2 separate regions of the Mus musculus genome follow, and region 2 is linked to region 1. The links are chromatin loops, found by intact Hi-C in ENCODE. Cell type or tissue: heart. All regions are shown on one strand. Each heading gives the region's core, and the rest is flanking DNA. Links, peaks and the distances in the headings are about the cores only.

Region 1 (2,921 bases), core at 295-2,794:
AGGTCATTGCTGGAGTTAATTGATCTTCAGATGAAGTTTGGGTGACGTACGCAGGACACTGGAAGCGGCCAACTGCTTATGTACATTTCTTCCGCTTCCACCGCAAGCACATTCGCATCTGTTCCCCCTTTTTTATGTGAACACAAAGCCTTGAAATCAGAAACTGGCAAAGTCATTGCCAGAGACCCATCCGTGGGCCTGAGCGTTGCGTAAGCGCGCTCCACTCCGCAGCTGCAGACTATCAGCCGCAGACTCTGAGGACAGGGTTCTCAAAATAGGGACTCATTTTTGATGTGAATGGCCATTGCTTTCTCAGCACATCTGTGGTTCTGAGCTTGCACTTGGTTACTGATGTCACTTTGTCCTGCCTCCCTGCCTGTGGCTGTGGGTCTGGGGTGGGGGTGGGGGTGGGGCAAGCCATTTCATATGCAACTTTGCTGAATCAGAAATTCAGACCTTGGTATCTTAACCAGGATATACTCCCGTGTTTGAGCTCATTGCTATGGAAAAGATCTATTGCAGATCCCATCAATGAGGTCCCTGGAGGCACTGAGAAGGACTGGGTTTTTTGGTGTGTGTGTGTGGTTGGGGTGGTATATGAGATTTATTAGAGCTGTTAGGTCCATAGCCATCAGACAGATACCAGCATGGAAGGGGCTGAAGGTTCCTGATAGGTTTCACACGAAGCGGAGGTTTATTCTAGGCTGAGACCCAACCTTGTCTTTAGCACGTGAGCCTTTTGGTGAGCCTGATCTAGCAGGTGTGTAGACATGTTTCCCTATTCTCCCACAAAGCACCCTTAGCCTCTACCTGTGGACATCGCATGGCTCTACACTTTGATTTCCCATGGATGCTGTGAACGTCCAGCGGTGCCTCGGAGGTTCTATGTGTCTTGTAGGGCTGAGCGCAGACCATCATGGCACACCTTTGTTGATGAATGTGAAGGATGGAGGGCAGCAGGCGGAGGGTATTGCTCTCCACACCACCAGAGCTGCCCTTGCACTTGGTACAGTCCTTGGAATCCCTTGTGTGTGGATTCTCCTCCCTCCCTCCCTCCCTCCCTCCCTCCCTCCCTCCCTCCCTCCCTCCCTCCCTTCCTTGTAAGCAAGTGGCTTGATGTTCTTGGAAACATTACGTCCACTGAGTGTGGAGGGTTGGGGGAAGTGGAACCAGTCATCGTCCCCTTTCAGGTTTATTCACATGCTGCAACGACCTCTGCTTACTGCATGTGTGCCGCACACAACACGAGACAAATCCAAGATGGAAAGAAAATACAAAGGAGAAGGCTAGTAAATGAATCCAGGCTTGTTTTATTGCGTCTCTTAGTATCAGTTTTCCATTAAAGTAAACAGACAGACATATAGATCCGGGGAAACAGTAAGCCAGACAGGAAGATAGAACACTGGGCCTAATTGAGGGCAACCAGACCATACTCAAGGATGGCAAGAAGTTTTTGCATAGGAACACTAGAGGGCGCTGTAGACTATAATTAAGAATCCTGCTCGCCATTTACACAGCGAGGTGCCTACTGACAGTGCCTGGTGGCTATTGCCCATCTCAGAAGTTGTTTACAGAAGCTTAAATCCAAATCAAGTAGTTTTGCTATATCTAGCACACAAACAGATTGGAAACAATGTGTCCGCTTCCTTTTACCTGTCCTGCTGGGGGAAAGTTGTAAGCTCGCTGTTGTTTAGCTCTGTTTAATAGTCAGCAGCGCCTAAAGTTGGATAAACTCAGGGCTGTGGTCTGTCTTCATTAACTGAGGTTTTGTTGTTTGTTGTATGCAGAGGTGCAATACAAGTTGAACTAGCAATTAGCATGTTGGTACTGCCCTGAGCGCAGAAGGGACCCATTTTTCTCATTGTAAATGAGAACTCTGGCTGCCTTGTTATGGAAGTTAATTCATCCTGGTGAAGTCCCGTGGCCCTGTGGGTGTGGCGCTTCTGAGACCTGGGCAAATCTTAAGCCTTCCTGGGGCTGTTTCTTTGTAAAGTGGTAAGAGAATATGAAATTTTCTCCTGGCCAGAGATTCTGTGCAGTTGACTCTCAGCAGGTGCCACACCTTGAATTTATCTTTGGCTCAAATCAAAGAGTCTGTGGAACATGGGCCTGGTGTTATTACACCGGAAGTAAACAACTCTTTGTGGATGGCTTGAAATTTTTTCATATAGACACTGCCTCACAACCTCGGAGCAGGTTCCTTAGAAGGGAGCTCTAAGTCAATCCAGATCTGGAATTAAGTCTCTCCAGGCTTTCCTGACAGTACCAGAACATCCGTGGCAAACATTCCATAATAGATTTTAAACCCCGGCTGCCCTCCTATAATTGAGGCCAGACTTCCGTGGTCTGGTGTTTGGTAGATTCTTGTTGCTATACAGTTTCTAATCCCCAAAGAATGCATTGGTGGTCTTGACTGGTTCAACTTCTGAAATAAACATTGTGTTGAAAATGTGGCCTTTACATGGGAGGGAAAAAAAAAGGAAATTGCTAGCAAACAATCACCTCTTTTGAAAAGTAAGTATGGCAGTCAGTGGCGGTTGATGACGTTTTATATCTCCCATCTTAAATATTGCAATTTCTCTTATATATAGGACCTAGACTTAATATTACATTGCATTATGTATGGAGTGAAGTAGGTGTCATGAAGAAGATATCTTAAGTGGGGAGGGAGATTAGCATGATGGAAAAAATGTAGTAAAAAGCAGAAGTGGGGGAGGGGCGTGCAGCAGTGGAGGATGAAGGAGACCAACAGGTAATGACACTTTATGTACAAAGATGTCATAAAAAACACATTCACTTTGTGTGTTAACCCAGACTGTTAATGGAAGGCCTCCTCCCGTCTTATGTAGACATAAAGAAGAGGTTTACATTGCTAATTCTGTGAAAATTTCAATAACCCGTTGCAGGTCTGTGTGTGTGTG
Region 2 (2,921 bases), core at 94-2,593, 74 kb after region 1:
TCCACTCACTGCCAATTGTACTCATCTCTGCAGTCTACTGGCTGGTCAACCTGGTTCTCTACTTTTTTTCTTTTTTTTTTTTTTTTTAAAGCAGCTGATTTAAAGGGCTAGACCTGAAAAAAATCTTGGCTTCTCTTTCCTCTTGGCCTGACTTTACAAACCAATAGGCAGCGCGCCCTGAAGCCTGTCCTTAACTTAAAATTTTTAAACTATGCCATTTTAATGTTCTCATTCAAAAGAATATGTGCTGCATGGCCCACATTTCTTAGGGGGAGATGGGGTCACACCTATTACTTTCAGTGTAGACATTTGTGATGAGCGGGTTCCACTCTCCCCTCCTGTTCCCTCTCCTCTTTTCCTTCCTTCTGTAAAAAATTTTAAAACAAGGTTAGGGTTAATGTGGGCGGAGTGCTTATTTCTGTACTGTGGTCATAGCAAACGGAGATAAAGAAAGCTCTGTCCTGCTCCTCATTTCTCCTCAGCTGTTTAGAGATGCACAGTCAGCCTGTGTGTGGCTTCTACACGTGCCGGTTCACTTTCTTTCACCTTAGCACGCACGCTGAGGGCAAGCTGGGCTTCCTCATGGCAGAAGCCACATCGCTCACATTTGACATACTTTCCAATTCTCCTCCTGCCCCAAGTTCCTCAATTTTGTCAGTCCAAATATCTGCTTTAGACAGTATCTAGCTCCCTACGGGCCAGCTAGATACAGACTTCTCGAGTGGCCTCACTGGCCTTTGGTCCCAAGCCATCTCAGGATAATACAGAGTCACCACTCCACGGTCCCGGTGTGGGACTAGAACTCACGATCCTGTGCTTTAAAGTCAGGAAGACTCCTTACACAAAACCTGTTGAGATAATGCCCTGAACTAGTGATGGTGATTACATGTGTAACCTTTTCTCTCTCATTGCCCTCTCTCTCTCTCTCTCTCTCTCTCTCTCTCTCTCTCTCTCTCTCTCACACACACACACACACACACACACACACACACACACATACACAGAGTCATCTGTGTACCCAATGACTGAAGAACTTTAATAAGGCCTTTATCTTTATCTTGTGCGTCTCCCAATTATTGAAAGGGTGCTAGCTATCTTAAGTATCTTTGATTGAAGGTCTGGAGAGGTGACTTAATGGTTAAAAGCATTTCCTGTCCTTCCTGAGGACCCAAGTTTGGTTCCCAGTACCCAGGTTGGATGGCTCAGAACAGACATTAAATCCAGCTCCAGGAACTCTTAGCGCCCCCTTCTGGTCTCTTTAGGCATCCACACACATGTGACCGACCTACTATAAAAAATGATCCGGAATTAAAGCACTCCTACAAGACACATGCAAATTGCAAAGGACAGAGACAGCTGGCATAGATTCCCTTAATCAAGTCTAGATGTTAATATCACCAGTATCCTCACCCCGTGTACCTCCTGAGGGCCCCCAAGTCACATCTGCTATCTCTACCGTCCTGAAAAAAAAAAAATCATGACCTGAATCTAATCACAAGAAGGCATTGAGGGCAACTAAAGTTGAAGAACAGCACAAAGGCTGCTGGCCCGTACATTTCAAACACGTGAAGAGAAGGAGAGGGAGAGATAAACTGTCACCTGTCACCGAGGGCCCAGGAGACCCTGCAGGAGACAGAGGGCTCTGGTTTTGGTTTGAGTACCAGACTGGGAGAAGGCATTAGCTGGAGGATGTGTGAAATCAAGTCCTGGCACTGATTCAGGTCAAGTATACCAATTTCAATTGCATTCTTTTAATAATTAATGATGGTTTTGGTTCGAGGTTCTCCCTAAGGAGAAGTTGAGAGAGCAGCGTGCAGGAAGTCTTCATCCAACCTTGATGACATGTCTTAAGTCTGAAATTAAGTCTGAAAAATAATTCAAAAGAGCATTGTAGTGTGATTTTGGACAATTTTGAATATCTTTGTTGGGCAAAAAAAAAAAAAAAAGAGGATGAAGGCAGAGCGTGAGATAGCCCTTTATAATCTCATTTATTTCCTGTTGATCATGTCCAATCATACTTTTAACAGAACTGTAGCGAAATACATACAGTATGGAATTGGTCCTATTTTTCTTACTAAGGGACGTTTACGTAAGGTACCCAATGAAAGCACATTTTTATTTTCAGTTTGGTGAAAGAAAGCTTGAAGGGGAACGCTCTTCAGAATGGACTGAATTCACCAAGCTTAGTTGGTATAAGGGAGGCTAAACTTGCTTATTTTGTGATCTTTAATTCATTTTTTTTTTGTTAACTTGGTTTGACTGATTTGTGAAATAAACAGATTGAGTCTGCTTTTGAGGTACATAACTTGATTTTGAATGTACTTTTACAATGTATTGTATGCCGGGCAGTGGTTGTGGATGCCTTGGGAGGCAGAGGCAGGTGAATCTCTCAGCCTGGCCTACAGAGAGAGTTCCAGGACAGCCAGGGTGACACACTGAAATCCTGTGTCAAAAAAAAATATTTATTGTATTTATTAAATACAATTTTATGGTTTTCTCAAAGCAGGCTTTGTTTTATCAATTGCAAAAGTGTTTTTACTTAAATGTATTTTGCAACAAAATTGTATCTATAGTTTATACTATATACACATATGTACTACATAGTACATAATGTATATTACAATGTATGTGTATAGTAGCTTAATAGTTTCCTGCTGGAATTATCAAGGCCAAGAGGAGGGGCCCACATTAACTCATTGAATTTCTGGGAGGCTGATCCCCAGTTGTTCCATCTCTCATTTGTAAGTGGGTAACATCACTATAGCTATACATCACTATCAGTGGCACTAACAGTGTTAGAATTCCAGTTTCTAAGAGCAGTTAGCTTTTCCTCCCTCTGACTTTGAGATGGCAAGATGTTTCATGGGAAGTGTCTTTGTTAGCTTGAGTCATCATTGTTTACTAGGAACCGTGGTTCATTC

Evidence for each region. A loop is a pair of places that touch in the nucleus more often than their neighbours do. Peaks named below come from ENCODE experiments on the same cell type or tissue, not always from the same donor. Only the 100,000 strongest peaks of a DNase experiment are listed, where the experiment ranks them.
Region 2: it touches region 1 in a loop (2.5-fold over the local background); 7 of 42 quality-filtered maps call a loop at or near these places.

The regions. Positions count from the first base shown.
Region 1 is chr13:47,151,065-47,153,985 of GRCm38, forward strand. It overlaps a transcript of Rnf144b not described here. Among named protein-coding and RNA genes, the nearest start is that of A930002C04Rik, 3.9 kb to the left of the region's middle. In heart, for the core only: a CTCF peak has its summit at 1,478 (motif pointing right); no DNase peak of the experiment used is centred there.
Region 2 is chr13:47,225,475-47,228,395 of GRCm38, forward strand. The region is part of intron 3 of Rnf144b (ring finger protein 144B); the gene reads left to right. Among named protein-coding and RNA genes, the nearest start is that of Gm40934, 2.6 kb to the left of the region's middle. In heart, for the core only: a CTCF peak has its summit at 1,257 (motif pointing left); a DNase peak (open chromatin) is centred at 567.